Regions from separate parts of the Homo sapiens genome. Here all the other regions are linked to region 1. A link is a contact called in ENCODE Hi-C or POLR2A ChIA-PET data. All regions are on one chromosome and are shown on one strand. The core of a region is the stretch at or near the end of the contact, and the rest is flanking DNA. Distances in the headings are between cores, read along the strand shown. Region 1 holds the start of COMP (cartilage oligomeric matrix protein). Region 2 overlaps CRTC1 (CREB regulated transcription coactivator 1). Region 3 overlaps UPF1 (UPF1 RNA helicase and ATPase).

Evidence for each region. Hi-C counts contacts between places; a loop is a spot of excess contacts on that map. ChIA-PET counts read pairs that join two places held with the same protein, here RNA polymerase II (POLR2A). Pooled maps may share reads with other maps.
Region 2: a pooled map shows a loop between it and region 1 (1.9-fold over the local background). The contact joins the enhancer-like site here to the promoter of COMP in region 1. A Hi-C loop is called at or near these places in 8 of 50 pooled maps. POLR2A ChIA-PET finds 5 or more read pairs at or near these places in 6 of 52 experiments (GM10248, H1, HEK293 and 3 more).
Region 3: a map of endothelial cell of hepatic sinusoid shows a loop between it and region 1 (5-fold over the local background). The contact joins the enhancer-like site here to the promoter of COMP in region 1. A Hi-C loop is called at or near these places in 2 of 168 maps with a recorded cell type or tissue (endothelial cell of hepatic sinusoid and posterior vena cava), 1 of 37 single-sample maps with no recorded cell type and 5 of 50 pooled maps. POLR2A ChIA-PET finds 5 or more read pairs at or near these places in 3 of 52 experiments (H1, K562 and activated CD8-positive, alpha-beta memory T cell).

The regions. Positions count from the first base shown.
Region 1 is chr19:18,790,055-18,794,301 of GRCh38, reverse strand. COMP (cartilage oligomeric matrix protein) reads left to right here and starts at 2,997. Exons shown (of 19, transcript NM_000095.3): 1 at 2,997-3,111; 2 at 3,367-3,452; 3 at 3,689-3,740; 4 at 4,188-4,247. The coding sequence starts at 3,033. RefSeq lists enhancers at 2,678-3,256, 3,257-3,837, 3,838-4,247.
Region 2 is chr19:18,699,103-18,703,349 of GRCh38, reverse strand. The region is part of intron 1 of CRTC1 (CREB regulated transcription coactivator 1); the gene reads right to left. Among named protein-coding and RNA genes, the nearest start is that of CRTC1, 18 kb to the right of the region's middle. RefSeq lists enhancers at 2,044-2,093, 2,437-3,283. Within about 2 kb of position 2,194, at least 31 of the 41 ENCODE cell types and tissues checked have a DNase peak (open chromatin) inside an H3K27ac peak, as active enhancers do.
Region 3 is chr19:18,858,192-18,862,438 of GRCh38, reverse strand. UPF1 (UPF1 RNA helicase and ATPase) reads right to left here. Exons shown (of 24, transcript NM_002911.4): 16 at 2,001-2,118; 17 at 1,457-1,613; 18 at 287-429. Among named protein-coding and RNA genes, the nearest start is that of UPF1, 28 kb to the right of the region's middle. Within about 2 kb of position 2,083, at least 5 of the 41 ENCODE cell types and tissues checked have a DNase peak (open chromatin) inside an H3K27ac peak, as active enhancers do.

The DNA of each region.
Region 1 (4,247 bases), core at 1,748-4,247:
AATCATAGGGATGCTGTCCCGGCTCACCAAGCCCTCCAGCCTAACCTTTCTACACCAGTCCAGGCCCCTGGGTGGGAGCCCCTCAGGCTCGGAGGGACAGAGCAAACCACAGACACTCACAGTCCCGAGGATCATGGCTAGGCTGGAAGGTTATCTGGAGAATATCAGCAGGGAAGGCTTCCTGGAGGAGGGGACATTATAGCTGGACCTTGAAGGATGGAGGAGTTTGTACGAGGTGGGGGGAACAGCAGGTACAAAGGCCCAGAATGACACCTACAGTGAGTTATTCTGTAATCTGAGGCAAGTGTGGTGTGCACAGGAGGAGGGGACTGCTGCCTAGAAGGGGGATTTCAGGGCTGGCGAGATCCAGGAGGCAGGAGTGTGACCCCAGACATCCCCTTTCCGGGCCTCTGTTGTCCGATCTTGGGACACCCTCAGGAACTCCACCTTTGTAGTTCCCTCCGCCTGGAATGCCCTTCCCTGCAACTCCCCGTGGCCCAGCCATGGATAAGGCCACGTGTGTCCAAGCCCCAGCACTGTGACCAGCCTGTGGCAGGGGCCTGGCTTCCATGTGCTCCTGTCCTAGCTGTGTGCAGCATATGCCAGCCCCCAGGCCCCACTGGAGCTGTGGTTTTCCCGAGAATTCCAGTGCTGCCAGGAGCGGCCCCCAGGTGTGCTGAAGGCCAAGGAAAACAGGAGGTGAGCTCATGGCCCCAATGTAGGCAGCAGGCAGGGCAGGCACTATTGAGGACAGGCTTCATTGGAAATGCTCTGGCTGGGACCAGCTGCTTCCACCAACACTCCACTTATAGGCCTGTCTCTCTTCACGCACTCTCTGTGGCTCCCCATTACCCTCGGGAGACCACTGGAGCCCCACACCACCAGCACTGCCCTTTCACACACAGCCTCATCTCCTGCTTCTCACTGAGCCCCAAGAGCTTGTCACCTTGAGGTCAGTCCATCCAACGGGCCAGGTTGGTTCCTGCCTCAGGGCCTTTGCCTATGCTGTTTCCTCTACCTGGAATGACTTTCTGCTACCTCTGCCTGGCTGTGTCCTCCTCATCATCCGGTCCTCAGCTTGGTGGTCCCTCCTCCTCCAGAAGCCCGCCCTGACCCATCCCCTTTCAAACAGATCAATTTCCTGGGGACTCCTACCATTGTCTGTGTGTCCCGTCACAGCCATGAGCCCACTGGGCTCCCCATTTGAAGGAGAGACTGGGTCTGGCTTCTTCACCCTGTGTGCCCATCACCCAGCACAGGAGACATGACACACAACAGTCCTTGATGTTTGTGAAATAATTATTGTGTCTAGAAATGTCCCCACCTCCAAGCTTCACATGCTTCCCTCCACCAAAACTGCCCTCACCTTTTCCCTCTGCTGATCCAAGTCCTCCTTTTCTTTTATGTCTGTCTCCTTGCTACCTCCTCCAGGAAGCCCTCGGTGACTTCTCTGTAGGCTCCCCAGAAAACATATCTGGCTCTGAGTCTAGATTCACCCCTGCCCTCGGGCAGTGGCCTTAGGCCAGTCACTTTTTCTCTCTGGGCCTCAGTTTCTCTGTCTATAGAATAGACGCTGTGAGTACTGGAAGGTGGGAGTGGAGAGTGTTAACTGATTGCAGGAGGTTAAGGGGTTTTGTAACTCCAGAGTGTGGCTGGCCAGTTAGCGGTAACTTTTATTTTTATTACAGGCTGTTCCCACAGCAGCTGGAGCACAGTTTGGAAGGTATGGCACAGCCTGGACAAACAGAAGCCCCGGACCTCCCCTTGCTAGAGCCCTTTAACTTGCTCCCCTCCAGATGGGGGCCTCACACCCCATTGCGCAGATTGGAAAACCAAGTGGGCCTGTCCCCTTGGACAGGGGTTGGGGCAAGATCCTGAACGCTGTCCCCTCCTCCACCAGCCGAGGGACCATGGGGAGGGGAGGGAACACCAGCAATGAGTTGGGTTGGGGGGAGTCATTTGCAGCCCTCCAGCGTTGGGGCCAGAAGCGGCCTCCTTGGACAGAGGCAGGAAAATTGAGAGTCCCAGGTCTCAACTGCCCCTCCCCTATTTTCCATTCATCATCATAATCATCATTACTATTAATCATTAATTAATAATTATTAACTTATTACCTCCATTGTGCAAGGGAGGAATTACGCCTGGGTAATTTTTGTACTTTTAGTAGAGATGGGGTTTCACCATGTTAGCCAGGCTGGTCTCAAACTCCTGACCTCAGGTGATCTGCCCGCCTTGGCTTCCCAAAGTGCTGGGATTACAGGTGTGAGCCACCGCACCCAGCAACTTACCCAGTTTTGAAGCACTTCAGGAGGAGTGGAGGGCCAGTCAGTCTGATCCATAGTGGGTGGACCTATTTTTTCAGACGCTGGTGACTCTGTTTCCCGAAGTGTGAGCTGAGAGCGTGGCCATGGAGCCTGCCTTGTTTGGAACTGGAACTCAGGTTTGGCATACAGCAAGCACTCAATCAATCAATCAATCAATGAGCTGAATGCTATGGCTGGATCCTGTAATCCCAGTTATGTGGGGAGTATCGCTTGAGGCCGGGAGTTTGAGACTACTAGCCTGCAGGACATAGCCAGACCCGGTCTCTAAAAATAAAAATAAAAATAAAAATAAATTAGCTGGACTTGGTGGTGCGGGCTTGTAGTCCCAGCTACATGGGAGACTGAAGCAAGAGGATGCGATACAGCCACACCCCGTCACACACACACACACACACACACACAGACGCACACACACAGTGAATGAAAGTGGGGGCAGTACCCCCTGACTCCCTGCCCCACCAGCTCTCTCCACAGACCCCGGGACTCAGTTTCCCCACCATGTCGGATTCAGCCGCGGGCGACTTCGCGGGGCATTCCGGGCGGGGACTTGAACGCAGGGGCCAGCGCCATCTGTTTACCTTGAGGCTGGACGTTGGGCAGGGCTGTGGTGGGCCGTCCCTGGGGCCGGCCGTGCCTTGGGGATAAATAGGCCCCGCGGGCCTCGTGGGCGGTAGAAAGCGAGCAGCCACCCAGCTCCCCGCCACCGCCATGGTCCCCGACACCGCCTGCGTTCTTCTGCTCACCCTGGCTGCCCTCGGCGCGTCCGGACAGGGCCAGAGCCCGTTGGGTAAGCCGCGTTAGCACCCGCGCCGTGCCCACGGCCCCACAACGGACTGTAGGACCCGTGAGAGGCCCGGGATCCAGGCTGTTTGGGGCTCACGGACTGTTCGTAGGGGACGTGCCGGGCGCAGAAAGCAGGTGGCGGGACCGAGACTAGAGGAGCGCAGTGGGGCCTCGGAGGTCCGGGTTCGCTGCAACGGTGGGAGTTGGTGGTGGGATTCCCCGGCCCCATGACGCCTCACCAGGTCCCCTGCCGCCGCAGGCTCAGACCTGGGCCCGCAGATGCTTCGGGAACTGCAGGAAACCAACGCGGCGCTGCAGGACGTGCGGGAGCTGCTGCGGCAGCAGGTGCGGGGCCCGGGTGCGGGGCAGGGAGTGCCAGGGAACGGAAGGGGGTCTCAGTTCCCAGCGAGGAGAGAGGAAGTACCCGAGAAGGTGGAGAGGAGATGGGGAGGGAAGGGGGTCGGCGGGTAGGGAGTCCTTGGCGAAAAGAGGCTGTAGAAAGGGACCCCGGGGTAGAGAGAGGGGAGACCCGAGGGATGAGGAGAGGTTGGGACCCCGCTGATTCCATCCCACCCCTGCAGGTCAGGGAGATCACGTTCCTGAAAAACACGGTGATGGAGTGTGACGCGTGCGGTGAGCGCGGCGGGGCGGTCGGGAGAGAGAAGAGACGGGAGACAGAGACACAGAGACAGAGACAGAGAGCCAGGGAAAGCTGGGGAGGAAAAGAGACGGAAGGAGATGGAGGCTGACGGAGAGGTGGACGGACGAACGGGAATGGGATGGGGTGTGTAGAAACAGAGACAAAAAGAGACAGAAGCGGTGAGAGAGTTTTGGGGAAGTGAGAGACGCCACGGGGCAGAAAAGCGGGACAGAGACTCAGAGAAGAGACCGGGGAGACCCCGCGGTCAGAGCGCGCAGCCTCTGGGGCGGGATCGCGGACAGCGCAGGATTTCGGGCCGCCCCGGGGCGGGGGGTGGGGGGGAAGGGGAAGCCTCCAGCCCCGGGGCGTGGCCATGATAGGCTCTGCCCCCGGGCGAGCCACCGATCAGCCCCGCCGCTTCTCCCCCCTCCCCCCCGCAGGGATGCAGCAGTCAGTACGCACCGGCCTACCCAGCGTGCGGCCCCTGCTCCACTGCGCGC
Region 2 (4,247 bases), core at 945-3,444, 90 kb after region 1:
TAGAATTGTGACAACTGGGCCAGGAGCGGTGGCTCACGCCTGTAATCCCAGCACTTTGGGAGGCCAAGGTGGGCAGATCACGAGGTCAGGAGATTGAGACCATCCTGGCTAACACAGTGAAACCCCGTCTCTATCCTGACCGAGACCGTCCTGGCTAACAAGGTGAAACCCCATCTCTACTAAAAATACACACAAAAAAATTAGCCGGGCGTGGTGGCAGGCGCCTGTAGTCCCAGCTACTCGGGAGGCTGAGGCAGGAGAATGGCGTGAACCCAGGAGGTGGAGCTTACAGTGAGCCGAGTCTCAGCTATTCAGGAGGCTGAGGCAGGAGGACTGCCTGAGCCCAGGAAATTGAGGCAACAGAGCGAGAGCGAGACTCCATCTCAAAAAAAAAAGAACTGTGACAACTGGAGGTCCCAGCCCGGCCGTCGCAACCAGGTCACGTGTGATGTTCACAATGTGGGAAACAGGTGGGGGGTTATGGGTATTCCCTGCACTATCTCCAAAACTTTTCACAAAGTCTAAGAGACTATCTCCTGTGTAATCCCAGCACTTTGGGGGGCCGAGGCAGGTGGATCACCTGAGGTTGGGAATTCGAGACCAGCCTGACCAACATGGAGAAACCCTGCCTCTACTAAAAATACAAAATTAGCCGGGTGTGGTGGCGCATACCTGAAATCCCAGCTACTCGGGAGGCTGAGGGCAGGAGAATCGCTTGAACCCGGGAGGTGGAGGTTGCGGTGAGGCAAGATTGTGCCATTGCACTCCAGCCTGAGCAACAAGAGCGAAAATCCATCTCAAAAAAAAAAAAAAAAAGACTATCCCCTAAGAAGCCAGGTATGGGGCTCAAGCCAGCACTTTGGGAGGCCCAGGCAGGAGGAGGATCACTTGAGCCCAGGAGTTTGAGACCAGCGTAGGCAACACAGGGAGACTCCTGTCTCTACAAAAAATATATACTAAAAATTAGCCAGCTGTGGTGGTACACACCTATGGTCTCAGCTACTCAGGCGGCTGAGGCAGGAGGACTGCCTGAGCCCAGGAAATTGAGGCTACAGTGAGCCAAGATCACACCACTGCAGTCCAGCCTGGGCAACAGAGCCAGACCTTGTCTCAAAAAAAAAAAAAAATGCTGGGCACAGTGGCTCACGCCTGTAATGCCAGCACTTTGGGAGGCTGAGGCGGGCAAATCACCTGAGGTCGGGAGTTCAAGACCAGCCTGACCAACATGGAGAAACCCCATCTCTATTAACAATACAAAATTAGCCGGGTGTGGTGGTACACGCCTATAATCCCAGCTACTCGGGAGGCTGAGACAGGAGAATTGCTTGAACCCGGGAGGAGGAGGTTGCGGTGAGCCGAGATTGCACCACTGTATTCCAGCCTGGGCAACAAGAGTGAAACTCCGTCTCAAAAAAAAAAAAAAAAAACAAAACGGTGGGCGCGGTGGCTCATGCCTATAATCCCAGCACTTTGGGAGGCCAAGGTGGGCGGATCATTTGAGATCAGGAGTTGGAGACCTGCCCGACCAACATGGTGAAACCCCGTCTCTACTAAAAATACAAAAAAAATAAAAAACATTAGCTGGGCCTGGTGACACACGCCTGTAATCCCAGCTACTCAGGAGGCTGAGGTAGGAGAATCGCTTGAACCCAGGAGGTGGACGTTGCAGTGAGCTGAGATGGCGCCATTGCACTCCAGCCTGGGTGACAGAGTGAGATTCTGTCTCAAAAAACAAAAAACAAAAATCCTATCTCATAAGAAACAGTTAACAGCAATGAATACTCCCTCAGGTGAAACTAAACAGATGACCCATAAGCCACACAGTGGCAGCTGTCATATTCTGGGCCAAGGCACAGAGGTGAACAAGGTGCGATCCTGCTCTCACTGTTGCCCCAAGTAGCAGCTCAACAGCTGGCCTCGGCCAAGCAGGCATCTTTCAAGGTGTGCACCCACCACGGGCCGGGCACGGGGCCAGACACTTTGCGTGGATGCATCATCTAATCCATGTGACGACTCCTCAAGGGGGCTCTGTGAGCACCCCCTTTTTACAGCCAGGAAACTGAGGCACAGAAGGGAGGGACTGTTTGGCAGGAGCCAACAGAGGCGCATAGAGCAGCGTGATGAGCCCCGGGCTCTGGGGGCGGGCCCGCGAGCAGGCAGCCTCCACCCCATGGTGGACCTTCAGGCTCCTCCTTCTGCCCCGGCTGAGCCGGCAGTGAAGGGATTAGCGGGCTCCTTGCCGAACAGAGGCCGAGGCCGCCTGGGCGCAAAGATAGGCTGTTGGGACCATAAATCATCCCCAGGGTCTGTGCATTTATTCTGTGATGATATAATGAGCCACTCCTGTCCTAATTACAGCCACCAATCTCGCCTGCCTGGGAGGACCGAAGGGATCCCCGCAGCGATGGAAGCGGGATGCGCACAGATGCGAAAGGACTCAATGGTGTAACGCAGCAGGGAGCCTCTGCTTTCAGTCACTTGAGAAAGAGACGCTGAAGCAGACAGAGAGCCCCTCCGAGGTTCCGAGGTTCTGCAGACCCCTGCAGCCCAGAAAGGTGGACAGCTCGCGTGTCTTTGCGGACACGCTCGGCCTCCCCGTGTCCCCAGCCAGAGGGACGGCCAGCCCACAGAGCCAGTCCCAGGCGCCCTGCTAGGCTGTGCTGATACTTCCTCCCAGAGATTTCCGGGCGAATGACCAGCTGGCATGCACCCACCCACCCTCTGCACCCAGGTGAGTGGTGCCAGATGCAGAGGAAACGGGAAGTGCTGTGGTGTTTCTGTTTTCAATTTTAATCAAAGTTTTGAAACATAAATGATTTCTTTATTTTCATTTTTTTTATTTAAAAAAAAAAAAGTGTGGCAGAGAGCTTCTCTGCAGCAAGAGCCCCGGCAGGAAAGGGAAGAGAAGGGCGGCCTGCAGAAGTTCTCAGGGAGGCTTCGCCCCCTTGCCGAGAGCCCCCAAGCACCGTGGTGGTCTCTGGGCTGTTGAAATACCAGAGTGGGGTATGTGGATAAGGGACAGGGTGGCTAGGATATGGGCACAGGGTATTAGCACCCGCAGTGGGAGAAGGCCCACCCTTCCAAGCAGACTCAGCCCCTCTGGGCCTCACCGCACCCTTCAACCCCACCCCACGGAGTGAAACTCCTGGGACCAGCGGAGGCGTCAGGACCCAAGTACAGAGAAGGGGGAATTTTATGTAGTAAATGAGGACCCAAAGCCTCTCAGCCGCTATAGTGGTGACGTTCCCCAGTGTGGGGCTCCCTGAGATGGAAGACGCAGCCACTTAACATAACCCTCCCGTCGCCAACCCTCCTGGGGAATCAGGCTCAGGATCCATGGGTGTGAGAGCTGCCGAGATGAGGCTCAGTCTGTCACAAGCCCGCCTTTGCCAAGCCCCAGGTCATCACAGAGCCCCAGCACCCACTATCTCCGGGGGACACCTGCCCTGGCCCCTCCTAGGCCTCCTGCTGCTCCCTACTCGTTCCTCCCAGGCCTGTCCCCACATGGCAGCCAATGGGATCCTTGCAAAGCATAAATCCCACATCACTGCCCTGCTCAAAACCCTCCCCATCCCAGGACCAGATCTCAACCCCTCACCCTGGCCCACGAGGCATCACCCCCAGAGCCAGGCGAGGCCAGGCTCTTCGCTTTGGCTCAGAGCCGCAACCTCAGGGGCAGGGCCAGCTGGCACAGGTGTGGCTTCCTGTCACTCCCTAGGGCAGGGTCTCCAGCTGACCTGCTCTCCAAGGTGTCTCCGGGGCCAGCTCACAGGAGATGCTCAGGAAATACCAACTGACTCGAGGAATGGACTTTCCTATCCAAACCCTCACTGCTGCAGGGAGAACTCACCGGGCCACCCCAGTGCTTCTTGTTCAGGCACTCAGAGGGCTGGGTGGGCACCATCATGCAGCCCCAGGGCCATCCTACCCCGAGGATTTGACCCTGGAACACACTGTGTTCCGTACAAGTATACAGGCTCAGGATTTGCTTAGAAAAATGTGAGCTCCAGGAAGACCACAAACTACTCTTCTCACTTCAGGGCCCCTCAACAGCCGGTACATGTTCCCAGATGGAGGTATTGAGAAGACCCCGCACACCCCTCCCAGGACTGAAGTGGGGACATTGGACCATGTGACATGGTACTGGCCCTCTTAGAGAGCACCTGCTTCTATGAGATTCCAGAATGAACTGGAGACAGGCCTGCCCACAGGGAGGTCAGATTCCAGAGCCTGCTGATGCCTGCTGA
Region 3 (4,247 bases), core at 834-3,333, 69 kb before region 1:
AACTTACAGCCTCTCAGATTAAACAACTTGACAGACACACACAAGATTTATTTTGAATCAGACCAGAAGGGCCTGGAAAAATACGTCCTGCTGGGCTGAGGCACAGGGGCCACAGCAAACCCCCAGGACACGGAAACAAAGATCTCTCCAGTGAGACATCGTTTCTCAACTGCTGCTCAGAGTCCTCTGACCTCTGGCCCTGGCAACCCCCAACCCTAGCCCCAAATTCCCTGGGAAGTGAGGACCGATGAGCGGCTGGGCAGCATGCAGCAGGCAGCCTCCCTACCTTGCTCTGGTCAGGGCCACGTTCAGACGCCTGGGGTCATTTAAAAAGCCAATGCCTTGGTGCTCGTTGGCCCGCACACAGGACAGGATGATGAAGTCCTTCTCGCGTCCCTGAAAGGCGTCCACACTGGCGATCTCCACCTCCTGGAAGGGAGCTTTGTGGTCACTATCAGCCAGCAGGCTGCCTTCCCAGTCCCCCCAAAATGCAGGAAACACACCAAGACCCACCCTCAAATCCCACCCGGGAGCTTGGGGCCTGGCGCCTGCTCACCGCACCTAGGGGCTGTCCTGGCTCTGCTGCCATTTCGTTTTGTTTTCTTTTTTTAGAGACAGGATCTTGCTCTGTCACCCAGGCTAGAGTACAGTGGTACAATCTCAGCTCGCTGCAGCCTTGACCTCCCAGGCTCAGCTGATCCCACCTCAGTCTCCTGAGTAGCTGGGACCATAGACACATGCCACCATACCCAGTTATTATTTTTTTTTGGTGGAGGCAGGGTCTCCCTACGTTGCCCAGGTTGGTCTGGAACTCCTAGCCTCAAGCGACTTCCCTGCCTCAGCCTCCCAAAGTGCTGGGACTCCAGGTGTGGGCCATGACACCTAGCCTGTTCTCTTTTAGCCACGGAGATTTGTTTCTCAGCACTAAGAGCACACGTGCTCATCCCAGAGAACCTGAGCCGTGCTCAAAAACAGAACAGAAACCACTGCCATGTGGCCACTCAGACTCAGCACTTGGGCTCATTTCCTCATGGAGGCAGAGCTGTGCCTCCTCCCCACACACCCGCAGTGGGTGTTTCATCCGGGTGTCAATAAAGGTGTGAACACCACGGTCTCCACAGCACAACATCCAGTGTGTGGCAGGCACAGACCACTGCCGTTCCACCTTGGACTTGTTTCAACCATCCCGAGAAAACACCTTGATGTGCCAATCTCAGCCCATGTTTCTGATCCCTGTGATGTATTTCTCAAAGTCTCTGTCCTGATCATGTGGAATTTCGCAGGGTCTGTGGGGATGTGCTGTCTGTGCCCTCCCCAGAGGGTGGGCCAGCTGGTGCTTCCTGGGCCATTCTGAGCTCCAGCCAGGACGGGCCCCTCTTGGGGGGTAACTTAAAGGTCAAGGGTCAATACCCTTGCATGGCCCAGGAGACCAAGTGTGCCCGAGGGCGCAGCGCACCTGGTAGAGCTTGGTGTGCAGGGAGCCGCTGAACTGCATGTACTGCACCAGGTAGGAGCGCTGGCCCTCGTAGGGCGTGATGATGCCAATCTGGTCCGGCTTGGCGCCTGCCTTCAGCAACTTCGTGGTGATCTTCTCCACGTTCGCAGCCTCGGTCCTAAGAAACCCAGGCTGTCAGTGCTGGGCTCCACCTGTGGGATCCCGAGCCCTGAGGCTGGAGGCCGTGAGGGGTGCAGACACAACACCCTGCGGGAAGGCAGCTGCCATCACTGGCGTTTGCACAGCTGAGCTTCCCCAGCCTTCACCAGGGGAGTCTCGAGGGGCAGAAACGGCTGCCATGTGGGATTAGCAAGTATCTGCCCAATAAAAAACAAGTACAATGGAAAAGGAGGCAGAAACAACACGGTTTAGAGTCTAAACAGGCTAAACAGGAAATGAAGGCAAAAAAAGTTTCAGTCCCATGTTAAAAATAAGTAGAATGGGTCAACAACCTCTCAAGCTGTCCCCAAGACCTGCAGACGCCGGTGGGCCTGTCCCTGCTCACCTGTTCAGGTAGGAGGTGCCCGAGCTGGCAATCTCCTCTTGGCCCTGGGTCACGTAGAAGAACATCGGTTTATCGGGTTGGGGCCACTGGAAGTCAAATCCCTTCTTCACACGATCCGCTGTGAGGGGAGGGAAAGAAGTAACACTTCAAAAGCCCTAGCCCGCCTCAAATGAGTTCAGACACAGGGCAATGTAGTTGCTACGCTACAGTGCTGCAGGTCCTGGGGCAGGAGACTTCGATCTGTGAGGCCCTGGTGAGGTCACCTGAGCCGGTCCCCTGGCCAGAGATGCCCAGGATTGGGCAAGGCTGAGGAGAGGCCACCGAGAGCACCATGGCCAGCACAGAGCTGGCTCAGCCCCTGAACAGGGAACAGGGTCTCAGCCAGGGCTTTCTTGCAGCCTGGATCTCTGCCAACCCCAGGATACAGGATATTCTCCTGCTTCCTTCCAGAAGCTTGCCTTAAAGGCGCCACAGCCCCTACAACTGACTTGTGTGTGACACTGTTGAGCCAACAGTGTCCCCCTGCCCTGCAGCCTTGTCCATTCCTGCTGAGGGCCTGTTGACCGGTGGCTCTGCCTCTGGGCTCCCTCCTGGGCCGGGGCCCAACACTGCAGCTTGGGGGCCGGGGCGTCCTGCCATGTGAGCAGCCACTTTCTTCGGGCTCTTCATGCTCATCTTGGCTTTTCTGGGCCCTGTTGCGTTTCCTTAAAACTGTAAAACCAGTTTCTCAATTCACAGGTGCCCTCCTCACTCTACTGGGAGCTTCCATCAGTGGAGAAAACCGGTGTTTTTGCACAGCACCAGCCTGACATGGACAGAGGAAGCCAGACACGCCAGGACACATCATATGATCCCACGTCGAGCTGAAAATGAGGCCAAGTGGATCACTGCTGTTACAGCGAGCACAGGGGCCGCCGGATGAGCTCAGAAGTCCCTCAGCCCAGGGGCTGCTGTGGATGCGCACCCCTGGACAGTGGCCACCTGCAGGGATGAGGCGGCTTCTCACAGCTGGTCAGGTGGTTCTGGGTTCAGGTGCTGGCTATCCAAATATGCTCACTTAGTAACCACTCATTGAGCCAGACACTTGTAATGTGGCCACATGTTTACACTTCAATAGAGAATTTCCTAAAATGTACTTCCTGGGTGTGAACTACGTGCTGTGCATCAATTAGAGAGCAGTGTGCACCAGCGTCTGCCCTCTGGGCCGATGCCCTGGGGACCATGAGGGGTCTGAGCCTGCGCCGAGCCACGCCTTTCCCAGCCAGTGCTCAGACACCCCAGAGCACAAGCTAGGTCTCTGTGGCCTTGTGTTTTCAGCCTTGCCATGCGCTGGGAACAGCGGTGTCCCTGCGATGTCAATAGTGGCATCAACTCCCAAGACCTACCGCTAGGCAAAGAGTGGTGTGGCCCAACCCGGGGGGTGGGCTCTGAGCCTCACTTTCTCCTGTAACTAGGCCTGACAATACCAACCTCACAGGTTTGGAGTTCATGAGGCGCTGTGTCGGCAGCTTTCAGGACCCTTTACACTCTCAAAAGTTAGGGAGTCCAAACAGCTTTTGTTTATTGGATAACTGTATTCTCTAAACTTGGAAATTTAAAAAATATATTAATTCATTTAAAAATAACCCATTACGTGTTAGTTATTTCTCCAAAAATAAGCTAAGTAAGAAGAGTGGTCCTGTCTCCCATTTCTGCAAATCTCCTTACTATCTGGCTGAATCGGAGGCAGCTGGGCCCTGGGGTCCACCTCTGCTCAGTCCACCCTCCTGGGCTCTGGGGACGCTGTGGGGAAGCCAGGCCTCATGGATGCCTGAGGCTGGAAAGGGAGATGGGTTTGTTTTTACAGCCTTTCTGCATGGCTGGGAGTCTCCAGCCCTGAGGCCACATCAAGCTGGACAAAGGTGGGTTTCTGCAGGCCTGTGACAACTCTTTGCCACTCCATCCCCATGTGACTTCGTGACACTCTGCTGGTCATTCAGGAAGGATCTCCCACCGAGTCAAGTAGGTCTTCCAAAGGCTGACACATTTCACTGGCAATGGTGGAAACATTCCATCTGTCACCCCCACAGACCTCACCAGAAAAGTCTCTAGGTGTTGGGAAGACACCAAGCTCATGGCAAGCGACGTTAAGTTTTCCAAAATTCTGGTTTTCACTTGAATTTTACTACTGTAACAGATGTTGCCACTAGTTCTCCATGAAGCGACAGGTTCGATCATTTTTGGAAAAAGTCTGCCCAACACCTTGGG